2 separate regions of the Homo sapiens genome follow, and region 2 is linked to region 1. Evidence: read pairs that join two places in POLR2A ChIA-PET (ENCODE). Cell type or tissue: PC-9. All regions are shown on one strand. Links, peaks and the distances in the headings refer to the core of each region. The heading gives the core; the rest is flanking DNA.

Region 1 (15,520 bases), core at 2,839-10,838:
GTGGGGATGGAGGTGCAATTTCAAATATGATAGTCAGGGTCAGGCTCACTGGGAATGTGACATTTTAGTAAAGACGTGGAGCATGCTGGAGAGACAGAGTTCCAGGCAGATGGGAGGCAGTACCAATTCTTTAGTAGAGACTGGGGGTGGGGGTGAAAGAGGAGAGAGGGAGAATCATACAGGGGCTTAGCACTGGAGTACCAAAGAAGTAAAAGGCATTTTAATCCTTAAGAAGTTTAACAGAAAAAAAAAAAAAAAAAACAGATTAGAAGCACTGAAAATATGATCCACTGGAAAATGCTGAATTACAGAGTCCTAAGAGTGCTCAGGGGAGAGGCAGGAGTGAAAGCACAAAAGTGGTCCTGCAATGCAAATACTCCTCCCTGAAAGCCCCTGGCCAAAACATAATGCATTTTACTGTCTAGAGAACGCTACTGGGTAAACAGAACACTCATCTGGTAGCAGAAAAAAATGCTAGAAAATAGGCCTGTAAAAATAAAAATCCAGTCATGAATTTAATGTCCTTTCAAGAGGATTTTTGAGATAGGTTCCTCTTGGATTGTATCCCTCTAAAAATCCCATGTTCACATAACCAAATGTGGGGCAAGTTTTAATCAGGCATAACAACTACGTTTCATTTTCTCTTCCACTTCCAGGATGATCAGAAGTAAATGTTCCAATTGCAGTAAATCCATGCAAAAAGCTTTTTTGGCTTATTACACCCCATACCCCCACATACGCTATTTATCTTTTTTGTTTGTACTATTGGTCCTATTCAATATGTGTCTTTTATTGTAAGCAATTTCAAACCTGATTAGAAGGGGAGTTGTGGAAAAGAGTACAAAAAAAGTGAAGTAATTTCTAGAAATCTAGACTTGATTCTCATGTGAATCCCTGGGATAGCTGAGAGCCCTAAGAGTTCTGTGAGTACCAGCAAAACAAGGGATATGACAGCATCATCCAGGAATTTTGCCCTAAAATTGAGGGGAAAAGTCTTTCTTCTGCCCCACTTCTTGTCTCAGGACTCAGAATAAAGCCAAGCCTATCTTTACTTGACTCAACAATGGCCCCTGGAGACAATGGGCCAGTTATCCCTTAGCCAGGCTCTGTCACATTCATGTCCATACACTCCTCAGCCATCTTGCTTCATATCTAAATTAAGTCCTGGTCACTCCCTGTGCTCCTTGTCCCACCTCTTTGCTGGGTTCTCTCCAGTGTATCATCTGCCTTTTAGTTACAGCTGTTTGATGTGGGGGATGACGTGTCATGGCAGGAAAAGTACTGGCCTTGGAGCCAACTCCTTGAAGACCAAAATATAAGTCTTGGCCCTGCTCGTGATCTTGGACTCTACGCACTAGTTTCTGCATCTGTTAAGCAACAACAACAAAAACATGGGGGCTAATAGTACGTACTGTGCCAACTCATAGAGTAATATCAAATTCAATAATGAAATGTAAGAGCACTTTGTCACCAGGATGATCAACACTAGAGCTTCCCAAACTTTAAATTGCTTCAAAATCCCCCAGGGAGTCTGTATAAAGGGGAAAAACAGATAATAAACATATTAAACTAGGAAAATATATATAGTTTTTTAGAAGGTAGTCAGTGCAAAGGTGAAATCCAAAGCATGGCAAGGGAGTGCAGGGGAAGGATGACTTCAATTAGGATGGTCACAGCAAGTCTCACTGAGAAGGTGATGTCTGAAAAGACTTAAAAGGGGTGATCGTCATGCCAATATCTGGGAGAAAAGTGGTCAGGAAGAGGAAATGGAACAAGAAGGGCAAAGGCCCTCTGGGGAGAGCATGCTTACTGTGTTCAAGGAACCAGAGGACCAGAATGGCTAGAGGAGAAAGGATTCAAGGAGACTAGAGAGAAAATGGGGCCATATCCTCCAGGGCCCCATACGTTGCAGTAAGGGCTTTTGACTTTTACTCTGAGTGAGATGGATGCCACTGGAGGAGGCCATAAAATGCCTTGTGTTTTGAGTGGACATCTGACTGTGGCACCAAGAATAGCCTGTAGGGAAATAAAGTAGAAGCTGAGAAACCAGGTAGGAGATGATGGCATTAACCCAGGTGAGCCAACAAGGTGTCCTGGACCAGGACGGTTCTGGTGGAGGAGGAGAGAGTGGTTGGAATCTACACCCGTGCTGAAGGCAGAGCCAGCCAGATTTACAGATGAACTTGGGAGGTGAGAGGAAGAGAGAGTGAAGTCAGGGATGACATAAACGATAGGGAAGCCACTAACTCAAAGATTTGTCAGCAGCTTGGTGTGGTGTCTCAAGCCTATAATCCCAGCACTTTGGGAGGCCAAGGCAGGTGGATTGCTTGAGCCCAGGAGTTTGAGACTAGCCTGGGCAATAAAGAAAGACCTCGTTTCTACAAATTAAAAAAACAAAAATAGCCAGTCTTGGTGATATGTGCCTGTGGTCCCAGCTACTTGGGAGGCTGAGATGGGAAAATCACTTGAGCCCAGGGAGTCAAGGCTGGAGTGAGCCATAGTGGTGCAACTGCACTCCAGCCTGGGTGACAGAGCAAGACTCCGTCTCAAAAATAAAGATCTGTGAGTAGTGATTGTGAGTAGGACAGATGTTGATGGGAGAATTAGAAGTTCAGTTTTAGGCAAGTTGGTTTCTTAAGCTTAAATGAATATATCGAAAAATGAACACATTTTAAGTGGGCAGCTCGTTGAATTTGTACACAGAGAACATACCAAGTTACTCACCTCAAGATCAAAAAGAGAATATTCTGTCCAACAGAGAAGCTTCCTTCACACACCTCTTGGTCATCACCTATCCCAAAGATAACTGTTATTCTGACATTCATAAACATAGATTAGTTTTGCCTGGCTTTGGACTTCATGTAAATAAATGGAATTACACAATATCAACTCTTGTGTTTGACTTTTTTCATTCAGTATGAACTGTGTGAGAATCATCCACATTGTTAAATATAACAATGGTTCATATATTTTCCATTGTTGTGCATTATTCTATTGTTTGAATACATCACAACTCATTTATCCATTCAATTATTGATGGATATTAGGCTTGTTTTCAATTTGGACTATTACTGATACTGCTGCCATGAGCTCTCTTGTACATACTTTTGTCGCACATATATGTGCATCTGTCCTGGGTATATATCCATATATACATATGTCTAATGCATCTTTTCATTTAGAACCTAGCCAAGATGCCATAAGGAAGCCCAGGCCGCCAGGAAGAAAGACTCATGTGAAGGAGAATCAAAGCAAAAGTCAAACACAAAAGAGTTTATTTTGTATAATTCTATTTACGTGAATTTCAAAAACAGAAAAAACTAATTCATATTGAATTCCTAAGTGATAGCCAGTACCAGCTTGCAGCCATGTGGGTGACTTGCTGGATCACGCAAAACAGATTCCCAGTGTTATGCACCAACTTAAAGTCCCACCAGCAATATTTAAAGAGTCTATATTGCTCTGCATCCTCCCCAATAGTTGTGCTGCCAGATTTGTTTGTCTGCTTTTTTCATTTTAGCCATCTGGATCGGTATGTAGTGTTATCTTGTAATTCTCTGATAACAACTTGTATTTCTCTGATAACACAAGGTGAGCACATTTTGATGCCTATTGGTAATTTGAATAACCTTTTTTTGCAAAGTACTTGTTCAAGTTGTCTGTGAATCTTTTAATTAATTGCTGTGGTTGATTAAAGATGGCTACAAGTTCTTTGCAGCCATTCCCCATACACTCTGAGTGGTGGAGTAGATTTCTCCACCCCGCTGAATCTGGGCTAAGCCATTGACTACTTTGATCAGTAGAATACAGTAGAAATTATGCACTGCCAGTTCTGAGCCTAACCTTGAAGAGGGCTGACAGCTTCTGTGTCCTCTCACTTAGAACCTAGCTACCATGCTACAAGGAAACTCAACAAATCATATGGGAATGCCCATATGGAAAATAATTAAGGTCTCAGGCTAACAGCTCCAGCTGGATTCCCAAGTGACAGCCAGCACCAATTTGTGGGCCATGTGAATGGCCAGTCTTGGAAGTGGATTCTCCAATCCCCGTCAAGCCACCTCATCTGATGCCATGTGGAGCAGAGACATGCTGTGCCCCCTGAGCTCTGCCCAAATTGCAAAACTAACAAATTGCTCAAATTACAAAAATAACATGGTTACTTTTTTAAAGCCACTAAGTTTTGAGGTGGTTTGTTATGAGGCAATAGGTAAGTAAAAATAGCTTTCTGTCTTTTCTTACTGATTTTCAGGAAATTGGGGCATATACTGAATATGAATCCTTTGTTGCAAGTATGTTCTTCAAATATTTTCTCCCAATCTGTGGCTTGCTATTTCCCTCCCTTAATGATGTCTTTAATTAGAATGAAATCCAATGTATCAATCTTTTCCTTTATCTTAGTGTTTTAATGAAGGAATTGCTCCTTGCTCCAATGTTATAAATATTTTCCCCTGTATTACATTCTAGAAATTGGAAGGTTTTCTTTTTTATACTAAAACCTGAAATTCATCTGGAACTGATTTTGCTTATGATATGAGATAGAGGTTGAGATTTACTTTTTTTCCATATAGATATCTAATTCACCATTGCAATTATTGAAAAGGCCATCCTTTTCCTGCATTGTAATATTACCTTGCTCCTAAATTAAGTGATTGCATGTGAGATCTGTTTCTGGACTTACTGTTCTGTTCAATTTGCATAAGTTAAATTTAAATTTTCTGTTAGCTCAATTAAGTGGAGCAGTCAATTAAGCAGTTAGATACATGAGTTTGAAATCCAAAGCAGATATTTAGGATGAAGATATAAATTTGGGAATCATATGTTTATTGGTTTTCTGAAAAGCCAATCTCAATGGAACTGGATGAAATCACCCAGGGAATATAAGTGTAGATGAGTAGAGGGGAAGCCCAGGCACTGAATCCTAGGATCCTTCAACATTAAGAGGCTGGGAAAAAGAAAGAACTGGAAAAATGGAGAGGCAAGTGTACAACATGCACACTAGAAAAAGTTCTTCACGGAATAACTTCACGTCAACTGCGTCAGTGACAATGATAAGTCAACTCAGGACTGATAATTTACTGTTGGCTTTATCAATGTGGGGACTACTGTGACCTCGACCAGAGGAACTGACAAGACACTCCTTGAAAGGAGGAGTGATGGAGACAAATTCTCGAATCGTAGAGTTTAGGAAAGAATAGGAAAAGGAGTAATGAGAGACAGTGATTTTGCTGCAAATACTGTCAGTAGTTTTGTTACAGATGTGGAGCAGAGTTGCCAACTCAGGTGCTGGGCTTGTCAAGGAGGGTTGTTGTTGTTATTGTTGTTAAATATGGAAGAAATAACAGCAAGATGGTGCAATGAAGGGGAAATTAACAATGCAGGAAAAATAATTTGCTATTACACCTCAGCACTGATTACTTTTGCAGGCTAGCATCTCTTCCCTTGCACCCTCTGGGTCTTGGAGACTGGTGCACAGGTCAGGGAAGTTGTTACAAACTGAATGTTTCTGTTCCCATTAAAGTCATAGATTGAAGCCCCAATCCCAGTGTGATGGTATGTGGAGGCCGGGCCTTTGGGAGGTAATTATTAACAGGTTTAGATGAGGCACTGTGAGTAGAACCCTTATGCTGAATTAGTGCCATTATAAGATGAAGAGACAGCAGAGTTTCCTCCCTCTGCCGTGTGAAGATGCAGCAAGAAGTCAGCCAGTGCCTGCAAGCCAGAAAGAGGGCCCTTGCCCTGAACCTGACCATCCTGGTGCCCTGATCTCAGACTTCTAGCCTTCAGAACTTTGAGAAAGGAATATCTGTTTTTTAAGTCACCTACTCCACAGTGTTCTATTATAGAAGCCTCAGCTAAAAAAAGAAGATTTTAGAGGATTATGGGGAACAGACTTAGCTAGGACATCAACGTTAAAGATGTTGCACAATGAGCAAGGCAGATATCCTGGGGTCCTGGCAAATGAAGGAGAGAGGAGCGCATAGTCCTGAAAGCAGGAAAGGCAAGTTTTACCCAGATCGCAAAGGTATCCAGGACCAGTCCTAATTCCATCTCCTCTAACTATCCAGGAAGGATTCCTCTAAAGTTCTGATGATATTAATGGAGACCCTCTTTCTTCTCTTTCCTTTCACAGCTGGTGTGGACCAGCATCCATCAGTTCACATACCAAGAAAATGTCCAGATGGATGTCCTGTGCTCTCTCATGGGTCCTCCTGGTCTCCGTCTGCAAATTCATTGCCAATTTGCCATCCTTCAAACAAAGAGTAGTGTGATTCTATGGAAAGATGATGAGCACCCAGGTCTGGTCCTGCCATAGTGACTAGGAGCAAGTCAGTGGGCCTCCCTCAGTTTCAGTATCCTTGGGTGAAAAATGCGCACCGCCTGTCAGATCTTTTTCTGTCTTCTGATTATATTTTCCTCACCTTCAGGATTTTTTTGTATTATAAATGAAACAGTTTATAATTGTGTAAATTTGTGGGTATAAAATAATGTTATGATTTATGAATACAATGTGGAATAATTAAATCAAGCCAGTGAACACATCCATCATCTCAAATGCAGTACCTAACAGTTTTTGTGATAATATTTTAAATGTACTGTCTTAGAAATTTTGAAATGTACAATACTCTGTTATTAACTGTATCTACCATGGTATGCAATATAATTCAAAACAAGAAAAAATATATATTCCTCCTGTCTGAGATTTTGTACCTTTTGACCATCATCTCCCCCTTCCCTTCCCTTCACCCGCTAGCCTCTGTATCCCCAGTCTTCCCTTCACCCCCATTCTACTCTCTGCTTCTATGAGGATTATAACCTCTATTGATTCCATTAACATTTATCTAACATATCCAATCAAGAATTACTACTTAACAGTTATGCACTTAGTGCTGTGCTATGTGTTGAGGTTACAAAAAGTGAAGTATAGGCTAGTGGGAGAAAGCCAATGAGAATGAAAAGAATCACAATCCAATGGAAATGACAGGTGAGGAAAGCACAGGGGTGTCTGGGGGTACATCAACTGAGGATGAGAAGCTGAAGAGCAATTTTGTTCTAAGAGTGAGTAGGATTGTTCTGAATCAGATTTTAACTTAGTAGCCTATTTCTTCATCTTTGCCTCAGATACCTACAACTCTAGCTCTTTATATATTGGGTCTCTGTTGATACTGAAACATTTCCAAACAAGTTTCCAAGCAACATAAACTATTGTTTCCCTCAGTAAGTGTGTAGTTTACGGTGCTTCCTCTCCAGGGTGCAGGGGTCAAGAATGAAAAACAAACAGCCTCTCAGTCTATGAGCTGATCACTCAAGCTGTATCCTTAAAAAATATTAATCAGACTTCTACACAAAACAGCTGCTTGGAGGACAAAAGGAAGGTTCAATTCTGCCATTTTGGAAAGATAAGTCACACAGCAAGGTCAAAGCATGTGGTACAATGTTGGATAAACAAGTAAGAAACTCCAATCTTGAAACCTACAGGTAGTAAGTAGTCTATGTTTTACAAGAGACATTAACTTGAACTTTAGTGGAAACTGCCTTGCACTAGAATTAGAAGAATCAGGTTTGGTTATCAATTCATTCATACCTGCAATTTATCATTTAGTCAGTCAAGAAATATTTATGATTCCACAGAATGGAATTCTCCTCACCCTCTTCATTCTTCCCTCTCTAAACCCTGAATACTCAAGGGTCTCAAGTTCCTGCCTTTTCCATTAAACATCCTAATAGGAGTTCTTTATATTGTTATTATGGAAAATACCAAACATTACAAAAATAGAATGGTATAATGAACCTCCATGTACTCCTCACCCATTTTCAGCAATGATCAATTCTTGGACAATCTCATTTAATCTATACCCACCCACTTCCCCCAAACCACATCCTGGATTATTTTGTGGCAAATTCCAGACAGCAGATAATGTCATCAGAAAATATTTGAGTATGTATCTCCAAAAACACAGATTCTCTTTTAAAAAAAAATACAACTACAATGCTCTTTTCACGCCTAAAGAAATTAGCCATAATTCTTTAATTTATCAAATAGTCAGTCAGTATTCAGATGTCCCTGATCATCTCATTTTTTAAAATATGTGACTTTTTCTCCACCTTTCTCTTTTCCATTTAACATTATATCATGTAAATCTTTCCATAGTAGAATATAGAGATACTTAAAAGATCCTTTTCATATAAATAGAGCATTGAGGTTTTATCATGTGAAAAGAGAGCAAGGTATGGATTTATTTGTCTTTTTAAAAATAAATGTTACTGTGTACATTTGAGGTTTACAACATAGGATATATGTAGACAGCAAAATAAATCTGTGGTGAAGCAGTTTAACATATCTATCATCTCACATAGTTACTTTGTTGTGACAAGAGCAGGTAAAATCTACTTATTTTCTACAACAAAAATCCCTAATATTATATAATTTTATTAATTTTAGTACTCATGTTACATTAGATCTCTAAACTATTTTATATATATCTTATATATTTGCTGTTTTCATCCTTTGACCTACAGGTCCATATTTCCTCTCCCCCATCCCCCTGATGACCACTGTTTCATTCTCTGGGTATACAAGCTCTTTCTTAAAAATATGCCACATATAAGTGACATCATGCAATTATTTTTCTTTCTGTGTCTAGCTTAACTTAGCATAATGTCCTAATGGCAGGATCTCCTTCTTTTTTAAGACTGAATTGTATTCCATATATACACATTTCCTTTATCCATTTGTCTGTTTATAGATACTTAAGTTTTTTCCATATTGGCTATTGTGAGTAATGCTGTAATTCACATGAGTGTAGATCTATGTATGAGGTGGTGATTTCCTCTCTTTGGGGTATACTCAGAGGAGGGATTGCTGGGTCACATGTTAGTTCTATTTTTAATTTCTTTAGGAATCTCCATATTGTTTTCCATTGTTTTCCATAATGGCTGTACCAATCTACATTTCCACCAATGGTGTACTAGGGTACCCTTTGCTCCACACCCTCACCAACGTTGGTTATCTCTTGTCTTTTTGGTAATAGCCAAACTTACCAGTGTGAGGTGATATCTCATAGTGATTTTAATTTGCATTTCCTTGATGATTAGTGATGTTCAGTACTTTTTCATATAACTGTTAGTTATTTGTATGTCTTCTATTAAGAAATATCTATTCAAGTCCTTTTCTTATTTTTTAATCAAATTATTTTGTTTTCTGCTATTGAGTTGTAAGAATTTTTAAATAAATTTTAGATATTAACCTCTTATCAGTTATATAGTTTACAAATTTTTTTCCCAGTATGTAGGTTGCCTTTTCATTTTGTTGATTGTTTCCTTTGCTGTGCAAAGCTTTGTACTTTGATGTGGTCCTATTTATTTATTTTTGCTTTTGTAGCCTGAGCTTTTGGTGTGATATCCAAAAAAAGTCATTGCCAAGGCCAATGTTCAAGGAGCATTTTCCTTATGTTATCTTCCATGAGTTTTATGGTTTTAAGTTTTACATTTAGATCTTTTAACCATTTGAATTTTTTGTATGATGTAAAATCAAATTTCATTATTTTGTCAGTGGAAATCTAGTTTTCTCAGCATCATTTATTTAAGAGACTATTCTTTTTTCATTGTGTCCTCTTGATGCCCTTGTTAAAAATTAGTTGGTTAGGATTTATTTCTAGGCACTCTGATTTGTTCCATTGGTCTATGTTTCTGTTTTTATGCCAGTATCATACTGTTTTGATTACTGTAGCTTTGTACTATAATTTTAAATTTCGACATGTGATGCCTCCAACTTTGTTTATCTTTCTCGGTTTTGCTTTAGCTATTTGCAGTTTGTTTTTGTTTTTGTTTTTGTTTTTTGCATGGTTCTATACAAATTTTAGGATTCTTTTTCTAGTTCTGTGAAGAACACCATTGAAATTTTCATAGGAATTGTGTTAAGTCTGTGTATTACTTTGGGAAGCATGGACATTATAAACGATCCACTCAGAAGAATCTGAGATACCCAAACACTTCCTGTAGTAAGGACTAAGGAGCCATCTCATCTGGGGGCCATCAGTGATGGACTTCCTACCTCAACCTAGATGAGAAGGACAAAGAGGCAGTAAAAGGAAAGAGGCAGGAGACCAAGGAAAGAAGCAGCTCACAGTACCCATGGGGAGCTAAAAGTTGGCCATCTCGGAAGGGAAAAGGAATATTCTCCATCCTCTTGCTGCCATTTTGTATTTGTGATTATCTGGTAACAATTGGTTTCTTTTCTGCTGTTGAAGGACACATGCAAGCCCTTCTAGGTATTGTTGGGCATGGTGAGTGGCTGACATTTATTTAGGAGTCTCTGGAACTGGCTAACTGTGGCCTTGGAAAAATCACTTTATTTCTCCAGGTTTCAGCTGTGCCACCTGTAAATAGGGACTGGGTTATATAATTTCAAATGTTCCTTCAAATTCTAGCACTGTTTAGATGTTTTCAATCAAAAATTGAAATCACAGAATTATTTGGGAGCAATCAAAGTAAAATACTAGGATTTTGCTCTTTGCAGGGGGAATTTTATCTTTGAAATGAAGAGCAACAGATTTAAATTAAACATAAAGCAAACTGCCAACAATAATCAAGTTGTTATCATGTTGGAATATGTTAAAAGCACCACCTGCATTATTTGCTTTTAAGTATGCTTTTGCATTTCCTATCCTGGACCTCTTAGAAGAACTTTATACAGATCTTTTAACATATGTTTATTAGACTATGAGTGGCATTTGCACAACATCTAAAGACAACTGATAAACAGTTTATTGGTAGAGGAGATAATAAACTGTTCTGTAGCCAGTAGAACTGAAGTCGGTTTTGACTGAGAGAAGAAATTTCTGTTTGATTATGGAGTTGGGTTTTTTAATTACTAAACTATATATTGCTATAGCTTAATATATAAAAAAAAATTTGGAAAATATAGATCAGGAGAATAATCTCATGCGATCCTATTCACAATAACAAAGACATAGACAACCTAAATGCCCATCAATGATAGACTAGATAAGAAAATGTGGTGCATATGCACCATAGAATATTATGCAGCATGAAAAAGAACAAGATCATGTCCTTTGCAAGGACATGGATGGAGCTGGAGGCTGTTATCCTTAGCAAAGTAATGCATGAACAGAAAACCAAATACGGCATGTTCTCACCTATGAGTGGGAGCTAAATGATGAAAACACATGGACACATAGAGGAAAACAACATACACTGCGGCCTTTCAGAGGGTGGAGTGTGAGAGGAGGGAGAGGATCAGGAAAAATAACTAATGGGTACTACCCTTAATACCTGGGTCGTGAAATAATTTGTACAACAAACCTTCATGACACAAGTCTACCTGTGTAACAAACCTGCACTTGTACCACAGAACCTAAAAGTTAAAATAATAACAATCATCATCATCATCTCACATGATCATAACACCAGTAATGACCATTAATGACATTCTTATAGTTTTACTACATTTATATCTATAATCATTATAATGTAAAATTTTGAGTCATATCATGTATTGCTTTTCATATTTAGCAATCTTATGAATTCCTTTATTTACTTTCAAATAATCTTCCCAAGTACTGGGAGTGACTGCATAATTTTCCACTGTATGAAGATACGCCAATTGTTGGGCATTTCTCTATTTTTTGGCATTTAGTTTGTTTCCAATTTATGTATTTCGTTATTATAGCCAATACTGTTGTAATCATCCCAGTCACTGATTTATAGTGGATATACTGGAAATAAAATCCTAGAAATGAAATTATAATGTTTTAGGTCATACAAATTTTTATTTTGATCTGCATTAAGAAATTGCCCTCTGAACACTCTTGTCACGATCTTTTCCAACCAGCAGTACGTGACTGAGGCATCTCCCCACTCTCTAAGTACTCGTTGTTAGCTTTAACATAATTGAAATATATAAGGCAACACATTTTACTTACAATTTTAAATTTAAAAAAATCATTCCTGTTGCTTAGCTACTCCAAGTCACATTTTTATCAAATACATGAAGCTACTTCCCTTCTCTAGCTGTGAACTTGCTATACAGATGTTAATTACCCAACATCACCCTTTCAATCCTCTTAATGAAAGGTTTTCAGTATAATAATGTTTCTCTGCCAACCAAGTCACTGATTACTACATTCCAGCTCTTCATTTAGAACTGATGAATTTTAGATTTCCTGAAACTGTCTACCTTCTGTCTAGACTAAAATAGTAAAACTTACTCTTCCACGTGTTTAATCAAGATTTAGGCATCTTCAAGTCACATTCTGTTTTGTTTTTACAAATGTCCTCTATAATATTGTTTATGAAAAATAACTACTATATTTTTCCCTCACTCCTGGTCTCCTCTCTATCCTTGGAATCTACAACTTATCACCATGGAATATTCCATGTTCCACAATTGAGAGATCCTATTTCTCCCTTCCATGCTGGGGAAATGCCTTAAATCCTGATTTCTTTTATTTTAATGCCTTGAAAATGAAAAGCCACATGATGCTCCATTTGGTCTCTAACACTGAGTAGAAAATTCACTTCTGAAAGCTCTCTAAGTGGCCAACCTCACCCTGGGGACGTATAATTGCCCACTTGGACACAGAGCATGCAAGCACAGCCCTGGGAGGAAGACTTTAGTTCTGGCTTTAGTTCTGTGATCTCATTCACTTTTTATTGGGCCTCAGTTTCCTCATCTGCAAATGAGGAAATTGGGTTATATTTTCTATAAGACCTCTTTAATCTCCATGGTGTTCTCCAAAAGTTCCTTAATTACCAATAAAAAGTGAACTTATAGACATCAAGTGTTTTTCAACTTATCACCTGCAAATGGCTGGTGGGTTGCAGCAAAATTTAAAAGAATCCTCAAATCCATGTGCACATATATATTTTCTTGGTCCACAAATTAAAAGATACTATGATTATTACTATTATCATGCAGGAGATCTGCAAAATTAATTGGTATTTAAAAGGAGTACTCTTCTTACTAAAAAATTTAAATAAAAAATAAAATCATGATTCTAAAGAAAAATAAAAAACATCATTGCACAGCTCAAGAAAAATATAGGCCGGGAATGGTGGCTCACGCCTGTAATCCCAGCACTTTGGGGGGCCAAGGTGGGAGGATTGCTTGAGGCCAGGAGTTCAAGATCAGCCTGGCAACTTGGCAAGACTCCAACTCTACAAATAGAAGAATTAAAAAATTAGCCAGATGTGATGGTGCACACCATAGTCCCAGCTACTTGGGAGGCTGAGGTGGGAGGATCCTTGGAGCCCGGCAGCTTGAGGCTGCAGTGAGCTATGATCACACCACTTCACTCCAACCTGGGTGACAGAGGAAGACCCCATTTCTAAAAAAAAAAAAAAAAGAAAGAAAAAGAAAAGAAATACAAAAAATACAAAGCCCTCCTTTGGACTGCCCATAATATTGACTGCATTATCTATTCTGATACTTAATTATACACAACTGAGAGCTTTTCTCCCTGGGTGGCAAGCTCAATTGCCTTCAGGGCCAAACTGGTAACATGAATGAGTGAAGCACACTGGCTGTTATTCTTTCAAAATTGGCACATGCTTTATACTTAGAAGCAGGAATGATCTTCACTTTCACAACGAATTATGCCTTCTCCCGTCTTTGTCACACATTTAACACCCTAGGCATATCTTTTGTTATCCTCTCTTTTTTATGTAGTTATTCACAAGAGAAACAACATCCTTCAACCACTAGCAAACAAGGTACAAATATAATGATCAATGGTGACTACCACATGTTGGTCTTAGTGTCAGAAAAAAAGAGAGGTAGTGGTGGGAGCTACAGTGAGTAGACGGGACTCACCCTGTAGGGAGGGGAGACTCAGCCCCCAGTGACTCTGGCCCAGCTGGCATAAAAGCCTATTGCTATAACATTTTCTGCCTTTTTTTTTTTTAAGAAGAAGAAACTTCACATGTTTAGGTGGAAACTCCTGATATTTACCTGTCAGTTTTGGCTTATTTTCAATATTATGGAATCCAAATAAAATATGTTGTATGTCTTCGTTAATCCGTTTCAGAATGACCCTTGAGATTCCTTCAATGAGAAAAAATTATCTGATTGAGACAGGGGTCTCGTTTTTAGAATAAAAAATAGGGTGAATTGGGGCAGAGAAGGAAGAGTGTGAAGAAAAATAATTGATGAATATGTTGGTTAATTGGACTGTGGTGATCATTATGCTATGCATACATGTATCAAATCATGTTATACACCTTGAATATATACAATTTTTACTGGTCAGTTATATACCCCAATAAAGCTTGTTGAAAAAGAAAAAAGTTTTAAATTGTTAAAGAGTCCCAAGCATATCATGGTCATGAGCCAACTCACTCACTGAGGAAAACCTCTTTCTTCTCAATAATAATAGATCATAACAAGCACTAAGATATCCTAAGAACTAAATCCCAGATACTGGGCTAGGGCTTTATATGGTTAATTTTACTTCACCTCAAGGTCACACAGCTTGAGCCTGACCCAGGACTCAACCCTAGACTTCTATGCTACCTTCCCGTGAAGCCACCTGCCAGAAGACGGGAACAGAAAGGGGGGACTTACGGGTTTGCAGCAGCCCCAGTGAAGAGCTGTGGGCCTCGAATGCCCTTGAAGGTAGGTTCCCTTCTATATTAAAAGATCATTTGGTCAGTTCATTTTTAGAAGAGGACATTGCCCCCAGGTTTACATTTTTGTAGGCTTCAATGGAGCAAGTTAGTCCATATAAAAATAAAAAACAAATGAGCAATCATAACATAATCATACCTAAAGAATAGATTCCTCCACTCTAAGTCACTGTCTTCATCCAGACCAGGAGTGTAAAGCAAAAAAGAGAGGGCTGTGCTGGTTGCCTGAGAAGAGGAGCCTGTCAGCTGTGCTAATGAGTGGCTGTCTAGGGGCAGGCCATCAGTTCAGGAGTACAAGTGAGGAAGAAAGGCTCGTGACAGTGTTGCAGCAGAGACTGCCTCAGTGTTCACCTTCCCATTTCCTCTTTCTGGTCACACAAGAAAACTTCCCAGCATCCCTTGCTCTGTAAAGTTACACAGTTAAGGCTAGGATGATACTTCCCAATCTGGCCCCTAAAATCTCCTAGAAGACTCTCAGCTCATACTTTGATAGCTTTTCAGCAGAATGGGAAGTGAGGGACTCTAACACTGCAAAAGCCACATGATGAAGGAGTTTGGATTCCTGAGCTACCACTGGAAGGAGAGTTATTTCTTGGAGGGGAGCCATCCCACTAGAGATGCTGACCCAGACTGTGCTATCGTGTGAATGAGAAATAAAATTTGATATTAGCCACTAAGATTTGGCAGCTGTGTGTTAAAAGTAGCTAGCAAGCACATCCTAATAGAGTTCCCGGGAAAACTACAGCGGTTTCACCCATGCTTATGCAAAGATCCAGTTTGCAAAATCATTTCTGCTCTGCAAAGAGCTTACTATTAAGAAGGTCTCTTTGTGGAGGTGGCTCCACAAAGCATGCTGAAAATCCCTTATATGTAT
Region 2 (15,520 bases), core at 3,878-11,877, 350 kb before region 1:
CAGAACTTGATTTGTTTGGATGTTGTGTAATACTTTCTAATTAGGAATTAGTATTCTGTAAGAAGTATACTTACTGTTTTGGATGCTTTTCTAGTAACTTTGTTTTGGGATTTAGATGGCTTTGCTGGTTTTACATAGATAAATGAGGAGGCTTATGGCTTTCTTCGTTCAGCCTTGCTAATCATAACAAGCAGGTATTTGGACATGTTTTAAAAGCCAAGCATTTTTTAAAACAGATGCCAAACCGATCAACATTTGTGATTCATTTCTGTGAGGTTAAGTAAGTTTTTGTTTCCAAGATACATGGCCACATAACTTTCATCTTAATTCTTAAGCAGTTTTTTCTGGACCCACAGTGCATTTGAAAGCAGCACAGGGTTATAAAAGCACCCGTGTGTAGAGCCTTCCATATTAATCATATTGATTTAAAACTTTTGTAAAATGACGTACATTGGTTTAATCTTACACATTACTGTCATTTCAGTTTTATTTGAACTTGGTTACTTCAGAAATTAGGACAGTTTCTCATTCTGATCAATGATACAAGATAATCTCTAGATTTCTCAAAGTCAGATAAAATGTGAGACACATTCTCTGCAAGGTATTTCAAGAATTAAGGGAGTCCTCAGCTAATTGCTCTGCTAAACCTGTTTTAGGTGGGGAAAAGTCCATGATTAGGGTAGAATTTAGTGCCTACTTTAGCCTTTTGCCTGATACAACAGAACAACTGAAAATAGAGGAATGATGGAGAAAAACATTAGCCTGATGTTTGCAGCATCAGAAGCATTTGACACTTGTATTGCTTCAAAGGGAGAATTGGATGGGCTTATTTTTTAATAAGTAGTGAAAACTCTGATTTTTACCAAGTGCCATAACCAGTTATTATCAATTACAATTTGCTGAATGATACAAAATGGATGTTGAGTAAACTGAGGGCACTGTGTCCCCGTGAAGAATAAGTAATAAAATGAACAATTAATCACTACATGCAGTTATTAAATCATTTGTTACCTCCTCTCACAGCCAATACACAGTGTTTTGTGATGTATTAAAGTGTGAGGCCTAGTCCTATCCTCAATTTGCTTTGCTATCTACTTAGCAAGACAAATTGTAGTTACAGGCTTTCCTTACGTAGGGTTAGTTTTCTTCTCCTGCATCTCCTCGCCTTAATCTTTATTGGATAGGTCTTTTCATTTTGGGGTTTTTTAAAGCCAAGTTTTAAAAGTAGTCGTTACATGTTCCAGGAAAAGATACTGAAGAGTAGAGTAAGAAATATGCTGTCCCTGTTTAGTGAATATGCCCACATCTACACTGAATATTTTTATTCTCTTCCAAAGGCCCTTTTGGCTGTCCCCTCGCCAGGTAATGGTAGTTCCAGTGGGACCAACCTGTGATGAATATGCCCAAAAGGTAAGCCTTAGATATGAATTTTCTTTCAATTTAACATCTGTTGTTCAGCTTTTCAAATCACATAAGCCCTGTATTCTTGGTGAATCGAGCTGTTGTGATAAAGAGAAATGTTACTATTTTTAATCTTTGTTAAGCCTGAATAGATTATATTACTTCTTTAATGCTTTTCTCCATGATTCCATAATCAGAAGACATATTTGGATAGTGTTTTATGTACACTTGTATATTTTATTGTATTTGTTTTAAGAGATGGGATCTTTCTCTTGCCCCAACTGGAGTGCAGTAGTACAGTCATGGCTCACTGTAACCTCAAACTCCTGGGCTCACGCAGTCCTCCCACCTTGGCCTCCCGAGTAGCAGTGACTACAGGCAGGAGCCACCATACCCAGTTACACTTGTATATTTTAGTATTTAGTATTTTAAAAAACCAGATTAGCAGATATCAGGTACTTCAGTATGGTAGGTAAATTCCCGTTCAAAATACAGTTTAGGCTGCTCTTTGACTCAGTGAGTAATTTTGCTTCATTTTAATGTAAATTTCTTCAGGTAGTTGAAATTTTTTCAGGTTAATAGTATAGCAGACCAATGTCTTGCCTCTCTACCAAAAAAACTAACTTACCAACAAATGTATAGCCATTCATAACTTCACTTTAAAGCATTGTTCTGCCATAGTGAAAATTCCATACTAAGGAATTTCAAATTATTAAAAGTTGATGAGTGAACAATACTGTAACATCAAAACCATCATGTCTTCAGACCATCAGAATAAACCACACTCAGTTCTTAATTACCCTTAAGAAATAAATGAACTTGAGCATGGAGATGCATACCTGTAGTCCCAGCTACTTAGGAGCTTGAGGCAGGAGGATCTTTGAGGGTTCAGGGTGTGATGATTGTGCTTGTGAGTAGCCACTGCATTCCAGCCTGAGCAACATAGTGAGACCCCATCTCTTAAAAAAAAACTGAAGTGGGCCAGGCGTGGTGGCTCACGCCTGTAATCCCAGCACTTTGGGAGGCCGAGGCGGGTGGATCACGAGGTCAGGAGATCAAGACCATGGTGAAACCCCGTCTCTACTAAAAAATACAAAAAATTAGCTGGGCGCAGTGGCGGGCACCTGTAGTCCCAGCTACTCAGGAGGCTGAGGCAGGAGAATGGAATGAACCCAGGAGGCGGAGCTTGCAGTGAGCCAAGATCATGCCACTGCACTCCAGCCTGGGTGACAGAGCAAGACTCCATCTCAAAAAAATAAATAAATAAAAACAAATAAATAAATAAAAAAAATGAAGTGAACACTAAACCATCTAATAGATAAACCATTCAGACTATTCCTGTTACTGCACTCAGTAGTTTTAGTTACAAATGATGACAATCAAAGTTATGTTCCATGGTTGAGTGCACTTTGTCTTATTTGTATGTGAAAACTCACACAGTAGGAAGAAGTTCTGTATTGGTTAACTGAGTTCTCAACTGGAGACAGCACTGACTTCCCCATTTCCCTTTGCGGGTAGGTGGCATTCCAGATTATGTGGTGGTAAGCTTTTCTTTTGCGGGGAGAGAAGACAGGGCAGTACTCCTGATACCTAATAACTATAGAGCAGACATGTTAAACACCCTGTAATTATCAGGCCACTTCCCCAACTGCAGAATTGCCCATCTCACGTGCACACACAGGACCCATGTTGAGAAAAATGAAGAAACTGATGCCTTATTCTTTAAAGTAGTTATAAGTTGAAGATGTAGACCTATCTTGGCATTCTAAAATTCTGTAACAACCCTTCTGAAATGGGTGTAATAAAATGTCAACAGGTTAATTGGTTCGTGATCACTGTGGCTTAAAAATCTAGTTAAAATGCTAAGACTTGTGCACAGTATAGGCAAAGTCACTTAGATTGTTTCAAAAAGTATGCCTTATAGAAATAAACATTTGACATACATAAATAACCCTTGGTTTACACATAACTCGCATTTGAGAAATGAATGTGTTGTAGATCATTTAGAATCTTTTTCAATCAAAAATTGAAAGAAATATTTCGTCACCCAGGTCAACCAGAGATTGCTGGTTTTACTCATGATACTTAAGTAGAGTATGATAGTTACTATTTCACCTTCAGCTGTACTTAAGATGTTTTCCTGGAAAAATTCATTCTGCTTTCTGACCAGGATTTCCAGAAACTCTGACCCTTCTAAGAGGTCTGGGTGGAATTGTGATGGTGATTCTGCTAGTAGACAGTGTAACTTCTGCGTCTACAAAAAGAGGATAGGCCGTCACTGCTCACATGGCTTTGCGTGAAAGCCCAATGGTACTGTCTCTATGGCAGAGATGAGGAAGGAACACCAGCGTCCTCCAACTTTCCTGTTCTTCCTTTGGGTTAATGGCCACTGTAAGGAAACAGTTTTCTGCCACGTGTGGGGTGATTTGAATGTAAAATGCCCAACTCTCATAGCAGGCTGAACAGAAACATTTTTTATACTCATTGTTAATTTGTTCTAATCTAAATTACTTTTAGACTATTAAATATTATTCTATTTTAAAGTTAAGGGACTAATGCCTCTGATAACCTGATTAAAAAAAAAAACTTTCTGATACTCAGAAGTTAAGATTTATTCAGTTGAAGATCATTTCTTTCAGGTGTTGATCGTGTGATATTTTTCACATCTGTAATCTGAGGTTCATATGAAATGATAGTGAAATAAAATTGTTCATTTAGGTCTTTTTGTCATGTTAATATGTTATCAGGTTAATGGGAAGTTTAATCTAGTTAATGTAAAATTAATAAATTGTAATCTAGTTTATTGCTTTTTTGGAAAAGAATACTGAAAACATTGTTTACTTAATACACATGACCTGAGGTAATAAAGAGGAGCTGGCCTTTTTGAGGGGGGAATAATGGCAGTGAATAATATTATCTAAGACAGTTTTGCCAGCTTTAAATTCCTGGAAGTTCATCCAAGAAGTCCTGATCCCTGTGTTCAGTAAAATCATGTGAGATCAAAATATAATTCTGATTTTAGATCTGACAAATTCTGTATCTCTGTTACAATAGGTACGACAACAATTCCACGATGCCAAATTCATGGCAGACATTGATCTGGATCCAGGCTGTACATTGAATAAAAAGATTCGAAATGCACAGTTAGCACAGTATAACTTCATTTTAGGTAAGAATGGAAACTTACCAAAGAAAATTTGCCACACCTCAGGAAAATCTACTGAAACCTTGAGACAGGTTTAAGTGAATTGTAATCAAGAATTTATTTAGTTCCTTCCAGTCCTGATTTTTTTTCTATTATATATTTTAATATATAATAACTATAAAAATAGGCTCATGCATACATACTGGGTTTTTTTTTTTTTCACTTAAATCATGGATGTCTGTGAGAAAATATTTTGCTATTATAACAAGAATGAAGACGCATTGCTTTTAAACACATCTATTGGATTACTTTCTCAAGATAATGCCTTATGTGGGATTACTTGAAAAAAGATATTCATGATGTTTGGGGTTTTATTATTTGGTTGTTACGTTGTCTAGATTGACTCCATAAGCACAGTAGTTTTAGATATTGCAAAGAGTTTCTTTTAAATATCAACACATGGTCACTTGTACCTTTTAATGTATCAGAAGCTATGGGGTAGGTTTTGGGTCCTAGGATCATTTCTTTTCAGATGTTCAGTGTGAATTCTTCCATATCTTTAGATTAAGTCTGACAAAGCTTTGTGTGTTTGTTTTAGTTGTTGGTGAAAAAGAGAAAATCAGTGGCACTGTTAATATCCGCACAAGAGACAATAAGGTCCACGGGGAACGCACCATTTCTGAAACTATCGAGCGGCTACAGCAGCTCAAAGAGTTCCGCAGCAAACAGGCAGAAGAAGAATTTTAATGAAAAAATTACCCAGATTGGCTCCATGGAAAAGGAGGAACAGCGTTTCCGTAAAATTGACTTTGTACTCTGAAAACGTCAATTTATATTGAACTTGGAGGAGTTTGGCAAAGTCTGAATAGGTCAACCTGCAGGCGTAACTATTTTTGACCTAGTCAGTTTTTAAACAATGTGCATTTGAAGGAGTTAATTAAAAGAGAGCCAATAAAATGATTTTACTCATTCAGTATCTGAGTACTGGAAGTGAAACATGAGGAATGCTTTAGTGTAATGTGGGAGAACTTTTTTGTAAATTTAATGCAATTGAAAAAGTTTTCAAATTCAATTAAGATAACTAGAATTGGATTATGGTGTAAAAATAAAAAAAAAATTTATTCACATAAGTTTCAAGACTGCTCTGTCCCTCACATGTACACATACATGCCTGAGACAGATAATGTGGTTCAGTATTTATCTTTACAGTTTTACAGCAAATATAATGCAGGGTGGATGGAGACGGGGTAGGTCTGCAGCATCATAATGCTATTCATAAACTGGGTGTGAGCTGGGTGCTGGCTTCTCAGAGGATAAACACTTTTGGGAGTGTCATTTTTACTTAATGTTGGATGGACACCTTTTCAAACAAAAACTACCATGGATCTATTACAGAGTAGATTTGCACAAATGTTTAAGATAAAACGTGAATCTTCAGAGAAATATCTGTTTATGGCAGACTGTTCTGGACCATAGAATCACTTGGTTTACAAATTCCCTATTTTCTCATAAGGGATCATTTTCAAAATCTTCTACCAATAAATGGTGATTGAAAGGACAGCACAAAGTAAATAATTTCTTATGTGGATAAATACTAATTCCTCCTTGTTAGAATGATATTTTAAAAGTAACATCTTTTTTTTAATTTTTTTTGAGACAAGATCCTTTGTCCCCCAGGCTGGAGTGTGGTGCCATGATCTCGGCTCACTGCAACCTCAGCCTCCCAAGTAGGTGGGACTAAAGACATGTGCCACCATGCCTGGCTGATGTTTGTATTTTCTATAGAGATGGTTTCATCATGTTGCCCAGGCTGGTATCAAACTCCTGGATAAAAGAGACCCACCTGCCTCAGTCTCCCAAAGTGCTGGGATTACAGGTGTGAGCCACCACGCCCAGCCTAAAAAGCAACATCTTGTCAGTGCTATAATCTCAAATAGCTTGTTTGCAAGGTGTGATGGTTAATACTAAGTGTCAACTTGATTGGATTAAAGGATGCCTTTATTGTTTCTGGGTGTGTCTGTGAGGGTGTTGCCAGAGAGATTGACATTTGAGTCAGTGGCCTGGGAGAGGCAGACACACCCTCTGTGTGCGTGGGCACCATCCAGTCGGCTGCCAGTGCAGCTAGAACAAAGCGGGTGGAAGAAAGTGGGATTAAGTTGGCTTGCTGAGTCTTCTGGCTTTCATCTTTCTCCTGTGCTGGATGATTCCTGCCCTTGGACATCAGACTCCAGGTTCTTCAGCTTTTGGACTCTTGGACTTATACCCGTGGTTTGCCAGGGGCCTTCTGGCCTTTGGCCATTGACTGGAGATGGCACTGTCGGCTTCCCTGCTTTTGAGGCTTGGACTCGGACTGAACCACTACTGGCTTCCTTGCTCCTTAGCTTGCAGACAGCCTATCGTGGGACTTCACCGTGTGCTTGTGTGAGTCAATTCTTACTAAATTTCCTTTCATATATACATATATCCTATTCTGTCTCTCTGGAGAACCCTGACTAATACACAAGGGTCACTTCAAAGAGAAGCTAATTTGCATAGATTAATTTTCACTTTAATAAAGGAGCTAAGATCTTTAATCATAGAGGGCTTTTCTTTTGAAACTTTATAATTAAGCCTTGCTTCTGAACAGCTTTAAAATTAACTTTTGTGATAGAGTTGTAATTTTTATGTGTCTGAAAGAAACTTAATTTTATACTTAAACCAGACTCAACATTTAGAGAAGCTTTATAAATCTTTCAAAACTTGGGATAAAAAAGTGTAATAAAGACATAGTTTAGTGGGACTGGAAATCAAAGGTTTCTCTTGATCTAACTAACACCTACTTAGCTTAGTCCTCACTTCTAGTGGAATCATTAGAGGGCCACTGTCTTGATGGGAGGGTTCTTGTGTGGGGTTTTTTTTTTTTTTTTTTTTGAGACAGGGTCTTGCTCTGTCACCAAAGCTGGAGAGCAGTGGCACAGTCAGGGCGCACTGCTGCTTTAAACTCCCGGATTCAAGTGGTCCTCCCACGGCAGCCTCCCGTGTAGCTGGGACTACAGGTGCATGCCACCACACTTGGCTAATTTTTTTTTTGTTTTATTTTTTGTAGAGATGAGGTTCCTACTATGTTGCCCAGGCTGGTCTCAAACTCGTGGGTTCAAGCAGTCTTGCTGCCTCAGCCCCACAAAGTGCTGTGATTACAGGTGAGAGCTACCACACCCAGGACCACTCTCTAAGAGCTACTATAATTGTGGGTTTACGCCATCTAAGTTCTTATCTGTAATTTTGTTTTCCTCCCTTTCCTGGACAGTGGAGACTGATCTGCTTACAGTTCTTCATGCATCAGTTCTGGCATATAACTTGAAGATTTGAAAGAACCCAATTGCTAAGCTTTCTTGAGCATCTAGTCTATTGTGAGTTATATGGTCTTGATAATTAAATAAACAGGAACAATTTGAGAACAATAATACCTGCAACTGCCACGTGACAAAATCTGTAAAGATAGATTTTGCGAAGTAGAGAGGTAAAACTCAAACCAGATGGTGAAAAAAGTGATGACCAGGGCAGGAAATTTGAGAAACAAGATTAAGGCTTGCCAGAAATACAGCAGTGATGTTAAGAAGGTATAAGGGTAAAGGGTGAAGTTACCTCAAATGATGGGCTGAGTTCAGAATCTTGTGTACTTCATGAATCTTGCTTCAGTTCCTCACCTTTACTACAGCGATAGACACCTGCACCTTATCTCAGGCCCCCTGCACTGTGACTACTAGACAAATGCTTCTCAAATTACAATGGCCATATGAATCACCAGGAGATGGCGTTAAAATGCAGGCTGATTCTGTAGGTCTGGGCTGGATTGGAGACACTGTATTAACAAGCTCCCAGTTGATGTTGAGAAACACACTTTGAATAGAAGGCCGTCATTCCCACTCTGACTGTCCTTATTCTGTTCTGCCTAAAAAAAAAATAAAAAATAAAAAATAGGGAAAAAAGGCTTATAAGGAAACCAACTTTTTGTCCTTTTGACCTCCATCTCTCTTCCTCTTGCTGAGGCAACCACTTTCAGACACACCAGTGTATATCTCTTTTCCTATTTCTAAATACTATTGCAATCTCATTATTTTTAATAGCGATGCCCAGGCCACAGTGTGGTGGCTCATAGCTCACTGCAGCGTCAAACTCCTTAGCTCAAGCAGTCCTCCTGCCTCAGCCTCCCAAGTAGCTGGGACTACAGGTATATACCACCATGCCTGGCTAATTTTTTTGACTTTTTATTTATAGAGATGGGATCTCACTGCGTTGCCCAGGCTAGTCTTGAACTCCTGGCCTCAAATGATCTTCCCACTTCAGCCCCCAACATAGTTGAGATTGCAGGAGTGAGCCACTATGCCTGATTGTTGCTGTCTCTTTTTTCATTACTCTTAGAACCCCTCTCTTGACTTCCTGTTTCAGAAAATGAGGAATTTATTTCACAATCTATTTCTTCCCTCCATCCTTATGATGTCATATCTCAATTTTTTGTGAAATCCATATTAGGTGCCTTTGTTATTATGACCATAAATATTATGCTCTAATAAGCCACGTAGTATTGTATTCTATGATTACTTTTTTTTAAAGTACTTTTCTGTATGAGTTATTGGAGTTAATAATCATTCTTTTCTTTTAAAATGTTTTCTTTAGGCCAGGCATGGTGGCTCGTGTCTGTAATCCCAGCACTTTGGGAGACCAAAGTGGGTGGATCACTTGAGGCCAGGAGTTCAAGACCAGCCTGGCCAACGTGGTGATTCCTCGTCTCTACGCAAAATATAAAAATTAGCCAGGCCATGGTGGCGCATGTCTGTAACCCCAGCTACTTGGGAGGCTGAGGCAGGAGAATCGCTTGGACCTAGGAGGCAGAAGTTGCAGTGAGCCGAGATTGTGCCACTTCACTCCAGCCTGGGTGACAGAGTGAGACCCTGTCTCAAAAATAAAAAATAAAAAATGTTTTCTTTGGCTGGGTGTAATGGTTCACTTCTGTAATCCCAGCACCTTGGGAGGCCACGGTGGGCAAATTGCATGAGCTCAGGAGTTCGAGACCAGCCTGGGCAACATGGCAAAACCCCGTCTCTACCAAAAATATAAAAAATTAGCCGGGCATGGTAGCATGCACCTGTAGTCCCAGCTATTCAGGAGACTGAGGTGAGAGGATTGCTTGGAACCAGGAGGTGGAGGTGGCAATGAGCTGAGATCATGCCTCTGTACTCCAGCCTGGGCGCAAGACCCTGTTTGAAAAATAAATAAATAATACAGTAAAATGTTTTCTTTGTGGCTGGGTACAGTGGCTCATGCCTATAATCCCAGAACTTTGGGAGGCTGAAGGAGGAGGATTGCTTGAGGCTAGGAGTTCAAGACCAGCCTTGGCAACACAATGACTTTTTTTCTTAACATTTGGAAGAAATTGCCCCCATTTTCCTCTGCCTTCCTGTGTTTTTATGAGGAAGCCGTTTTTATTTTCATACCTTTGTATGCCACCAGTCATTTTTTTTCTCTGAAAGATTTAGATGTCTTTTCTTGGGCCTAATATTCTAAAATTTCATGACTGTGTCAGTCTTTTGCCTTCCGTCGTGGTGAGCAGTCTTCATTCTGGAGACCTGGATCTTTCAGTTCTAAATACTTTTGTATTTAGTCTTTGGTGGTTTCCTTCCCTACCTTGTTCTCTCCTTAATGGGCCTTCTATTATTTAGGTGTTCTATTTTAAGGGATATTTTCTTAACTTTCTCTTCCCATTTATTCTTCTATTGTGTTTTTAAATTTTTTCACCTGTATTTCTTTTTTAAGTTTTCAGTGTTTCTGTTTATATATCAATGTATCCTGTTTTGGTTACTTGGATTGGATTTATTTCCTTAGAGCATTCATTTTAATCACATTGAAGTTTTATTCAGCATGCTGCATTTTTATTTCTTTTAAGTTTGTTTATTGATATTTTGGTCTCTTTCATATTGTAAGCATGCCTTGAGGGCAAATAGCCTTGCTAGTTGTTGTTACCCCTCCTGCCATTTGCAGGTGCTTAAATTTGACCTTCACTCTGTCTATTGCATCATTTTCTGATACCCCATTCACTTTCCATCTTATAAACCAAAAATAAAATTCTAAGCCCCCCAATCAACTGAATGGACCCCTCCTCTCAGCCAAGGGCCTTCCAAAGTTAACCTAAAAAACGAGTTCAGGCCATAATGGGAAGGCAGTTCAGACATGCCTGATTGTACCCACCTCCCTTTGGAATTCAGGCACAACTGACCTGCATTAACATTAAAACAGAGACCTTAACGACTGACAAAACAGTTTTTCTAGCAATAAGATACCAACATGACAGCAGGCCCTGAAAGAGATTATTTTACCCTAAAAATATATATTTCTTTGACATATTTTCAGATGGCCCTGCAGAACTGTCTGATAAGGGAAAATCTACATTCTACAGAGAATCCCCTTCCCTTTCCAAGTCTTTAATCCCAGAGAGAATTAATTAAGAGTCTGGCACCTTTTTAAATCTTAAAAGAAAATTTTGCCATCTATTCTCTCTGAAGCCTGCTACCTGGAGGCTTTGTCTATTATACATAAGAAGGACCTTGGTCTCCACAACCCCTTATCGTAATCCAGACACTCATTTCTATTGATTCCAGGTTTTTAGATAATAACTCTTTCAACCAATTGCCAATCAGAAAATCTTTAAATCATATATAGCCTGCAAGCCCTCATCTGGCATTGTCCTCTCTTTCCATACTGAACCAATGTACATCTTACATGTATTGATTGATGTCTTATGTCTCCCTAAGATGTATAAAATCAAGCTGTAGCCTGACTACCTTGGGTACATGTTCTTAAGATCTCTGGGGGCTGTGTTTTGGGCCAGGGTCACTCATATTTGGCTCAGAATAAGTCTCTTCAAATATTTTACAGAGTTTGACTCTTTTTGTTGGCAATCTTCAGAGATTGTGGTTTGGGGTTACAAATGTCTCCTGGCATGTCAGACTGCTTATTGCTCCACTAACTTCTTCTTGCACTCAGATTTAGTTGAGGAAGACAGTGTGCCCTAGGAGCACCCGTGAGATAGATTTGGCCAGTGAGATAGGAGTGGAAGTCCCTGGGTAGTGTTTCTTGGAAAGCTTACTAAATGGAATAAATTTTTGCCCTTTATTTGCCCTTCTTTGCCTTTCTTCCTCTTTTTGCTTAGAAGGCAATCCGGCAGCCATCTTGCAACTACAAGGTGACCATGAAAATGAAAACCACAGGTTAGTGGAGAACAGGATGATAGAAAGAGTTTGGATTATTGATAATGTGGTGGATGCACTGAATCTACCTGGACTGCCTAATTCTGCATTTTTGTATGACAGAAATAAAAGCCAACTTCACTGAATTACTGTGGTCAGATTTCTGGTCCAAAGATGGACAACTTCTTCTGTCTTTGTTTCAAGATTAATTTTGAGCAAACAGGGTTGAAACTCCTCTGCCACAGCTGGGCCTGGTGGCTCCCGCCTGTAGTCCCAGCTTCTCAGGCCACTGAGGTGGGGGGATTGGTTGAGCCTAGGAGTTCCAGGGTATAGTGAGCTATGATTGCACCTCTGCACTCCAGCCTGGGCAACAGAGATCCTGTCTCTAAAAAAAATTGGAAATTAAAATTTTAAAAAGTTGTATTAGTCCATTCTCATGCTGCTATGAATAAACATCGGAGACTGAGTAATTTATAAAGCAAAGAGGTTTAATTGACTCACAGTTCCGCAGGGCTGGGGAAGCCTCAAGACACTTAAGAATCATGGTGGAAGGGGAAGCAAACACGTCCTTCTTCACATGGCAGCAGGAAGAAGAAAAATGAGCAAAAGATGGAAAAGCCTCTTATAAAACCATTAGATCTTGTGAAAACTCACTCACTATCATGAGAACAGCATAAAGGTAACCACCCCCATGATTCAATTACCTCCCACAGGGTTCCTCCCATGATGTGGGGATTATAGGAGCTACAATTCAAGATGAAATTTGGGTGGGGACACAGCCAAACCATATCAAAAGTCCTCTGCCATGTCTGGTCTTTTAATTCCTTTGTTCCCCAACCTTCCACCCCTGATTGTCTCCTGCCCTGTCCCCCTTTTGTTTCTCTTCCTCAATAAGCCTTAATTTCCATGGCCAATCACTTATAAACCTCTTTTTCCAGTAATCCCAATTTCCATGCATCCATGTCCTGCTTGATTCATTGAACAAATGCTGAATGTTTCTCCAAATTCTACAGTTAAGAGACTGAGCACTGTTAGAGAAAACAGTCTAGAATTTTAAGAACTGGAGCTACTTCCAATTTGTTATCTCCAGCTTCAGCTGCACCATAATTTATCTCTATATGTAGTTTCCTTATCTAGTCCCTCAAGTCCCTCAGTAACTGTCACTACGTTCTTCAGATACCTACGTCTCCCCAAGATTGAATTTCCCTAAGAGCCTATAGAAAGCACATAACTTTATATTTTCAAATGTCACTTCACTTTTCGTCTACTCCCTGCACTATCAGCTGACTGTTTGCTTTCCTCCTACTTCATTAAATCTAGAAACTTGTATTAGTGTTTCCCTCCTTCCCTCCAGTAAATGAGGTCTTCTCCCTCCTTTTAAGTCCAACCATTCTACTGGACCTCTCGATCCTCTGATATAGAACCAAGGTAATGAGCTTTGGAGCCAGTTGAGTTGCTATTCTGTCTCTTCTTAGTTGGATAACCCACCATTTAATTTCTCTGAACCTCTTTACTTACCCATAAAATGTGAATAAAACCTTGATATGGTTTTGCTCTGTGTCCCTACCCAAATCTCAGGTGGAATTGTAATTCCTAGTGTTGGAGGAAGGGCCAGGTGGGAGGCGATTGGATCATGCGGGTGGATTTCTCCCTTGCTGTTCTTGTTATAGTGAGTTAGTTCTCACGAGAGATGGTTGTTTGAAAGTGTAGAGTACTTCCTCTTTGTTCTCTCTTCCTCCTGCCACCACGTAAGATGTGCCTTGCTTCCCCTTTGCCTTCCACCATGATTGTAAGTTTCCTGAGGCCTCCCCAGCCATGCGTAACTGTGAGTCAATCAAACCTCTTTTCTATATAAATTAACCAGTCTTGAGCAGTTCTTTATAGCAATGTGAGAATGGACAAATACATACCTCTTTCATTGAATCAGTAATAGCAATCAGTGGGCCTTATATAAAGTATACAAAAAGTAATGCTATTATTTTCATCTGCTCCCATACCTGATTCAACAGTTATCCCCTATATATCATCAACTTCTTCCCTAATTGCTTTCTACCTATAAACCTAAAAGTACCAACATCTTTTCTATTCCAGTGTATTCTGTGTCCCTGATATTCTGACTTCAGCTCTCACCACACAATTCAAATGGTGCTTGCCAAAGACCAAAGATACTCTGTGTTGCATTTGGCAACTCTCTCTGCCTTCACGTCTTTGCCAATGCTGCCTATGAAAGCTGGCATCTCCATCATGATCCAGCCGCATCTCTCTGCTGACTGGACTCGCCCAGTACCTTCTTCTTCCCAGTGAAAATAATGCTCCTTGTGCACTAGTTTTAAGGGAAGTTGGTGGAAGGCTTCCATCTTGAAGAGAAGATGAATAATGGGGGAAATTCCCCAAATGTAGTTTAGGGGATCCCTTTTAGGTCTTAGTGGGCTTTTTAGCTGGGTCTAGAAATCAAATTAATACCAGGCAGATTAACAAGAGAAAAGCACGTAAATTTTATTAGCTTTACATGTATGTGGAAACCACCTTTGCAAAAATTATGACAGCGAGAGAAGTCTAGCAAAGTTGACTCTGTTTTGTTTCTAGGCTCACAGGCTGACTGTTCTAACTCATTCCCGGGTGTAGGCCAAGCTAGCCATGGGAGGAATTTAGTTTATAGCTTAACTTTGAGGCAAGGATGATAATAGTCCCTCCCTAAAACTAACTCCCTACTTGCTTAGGAACCAAAGCCACCTTTGTAAACTAATGAAAGGCCATGAAATTAGGATTATGGGAGGAGCCTGAATTCTGCTAGGATTCTGGTAGGAACAGTTTCTGTAATCCATTACTGCTTGAGAGTCAAGTGGCCAGAGGTCACAAGATTCAAGACTTCCCCAATTGCTCCTATAGATAACATCACTATTGTAGAACCTAAGATTGATCTTTTGAGATTTTTTTCAGACTTTCGCATTCTGGTAGCCAACTGACCCCAGCCGGACCTGGGACTCATGACTCAGCCAGTCCTGTGGCCCTCACCCAAAGGCTGACTCCACACAGGAGAATCATTTTCCACACCCCTATGATTTCATTTCCAGCCAATCAGTGGCACTGGTTCCCTAGCCCGCTGCCCACCAAATTAGCCCTAAAAACCCTATCCTCTGAGTTCTCAAGGAGACTGATTTGAGTAATATTAATAACTCTAGTCATTCTTGGCTAGCTCTGCAATGATAAAACTCTTTCTCTACAGCAATATTATGGTCTTCGTGAATTGGTTTTGTCTGTGCAGTGGGCAGGAAGAACCTGTCAGGCAATTATAGATGGAGATTTTCACAAGAGAGTGAAGTCTGAAGAAGTGGTCAAAGAAAAATGCTTTTATACTTTTTAGACGAAGAATGATAAATTTGAGAAGCAATGACAGAACAAAGGGGGTCTGGCTAGGAGCAGCAAATTTCTTTTTTTTTTTTTTTTCTTGAGACAGAGTCTCGCTCTGTCACCCAGGCTGGTGTGCAGTGACACGACCTCGGCTCACTGCAACCTCCGCCTCCTGGGTTCAAGTGATTCTCCTGCCTCAGCCTCCCGAGTAGCTGTGATTACAGGCACGCACCACCATGCCCTGCTAATTTTGTATTTTCAGTAGGGACGGGGTTTCACCATGTTGATCAGACTGGTCTTGAACTCCTGACCTTGTGATCCACCCACCTCAGCCTCCCAGAGTGCTGGGATTACAGGCATGAGCCACTGCGCCTGGCCTGGAGCAGCAAATTTCCAGGGA

The links. Peaks named below come from ENCODE experiments on the same cell type or tissue, not always from the same donor. Only the 100,000 strongest peaks of a DNase experiment are listed, where the experiment ranks them.
Region 2: POLR2A ChIA-PET joins it to region 1 with 10 read pairs; 2 of 35 experiments call an interaction of 5 or more read pairs at or near these places.

The regions. Positions count from the first base shown.
Region 1 is chr5:33,809,741-33,825,260 of GRCh38, forward strand. All of the region lies in intron 2 of ADAMTS12 (ADAM metallopeptidase with thrombospondin type 1 motif 12), which reads right to left. Among named protein-coding and RNA genes, the nearest start is that of ADAMTS12, 74 kb to the right of the region's middle. In PC-9, for the core only: no CTCF peak of the experiment used is centred there; a DNase peak (open chromatin) is centred at 7,651; H3K27ac peaks cover 2,448 bases.
Region 2 is chr5:33,462,416-33,477,935 of GRCh38, forward strand. It overlaps TARS1 (threonyl-tRNA synthetase 1), which reads left to right. Exons shown (of 19, transcript NM_152295.5): 17 at 1,338-1,410; 18 at 4,456-4,570; 19 at 5,145-5,671. The coding sequence ends at 5,293. Among named protein-coding and RNA genes, the nearest start is that of TARS1, 29 kb to the left of the region's middle. In PC-9, for the core only: CTCF peaks have their summits at 8,337 (motif pointing right) and 8,537; no DNase peak of the experiment used is centred there.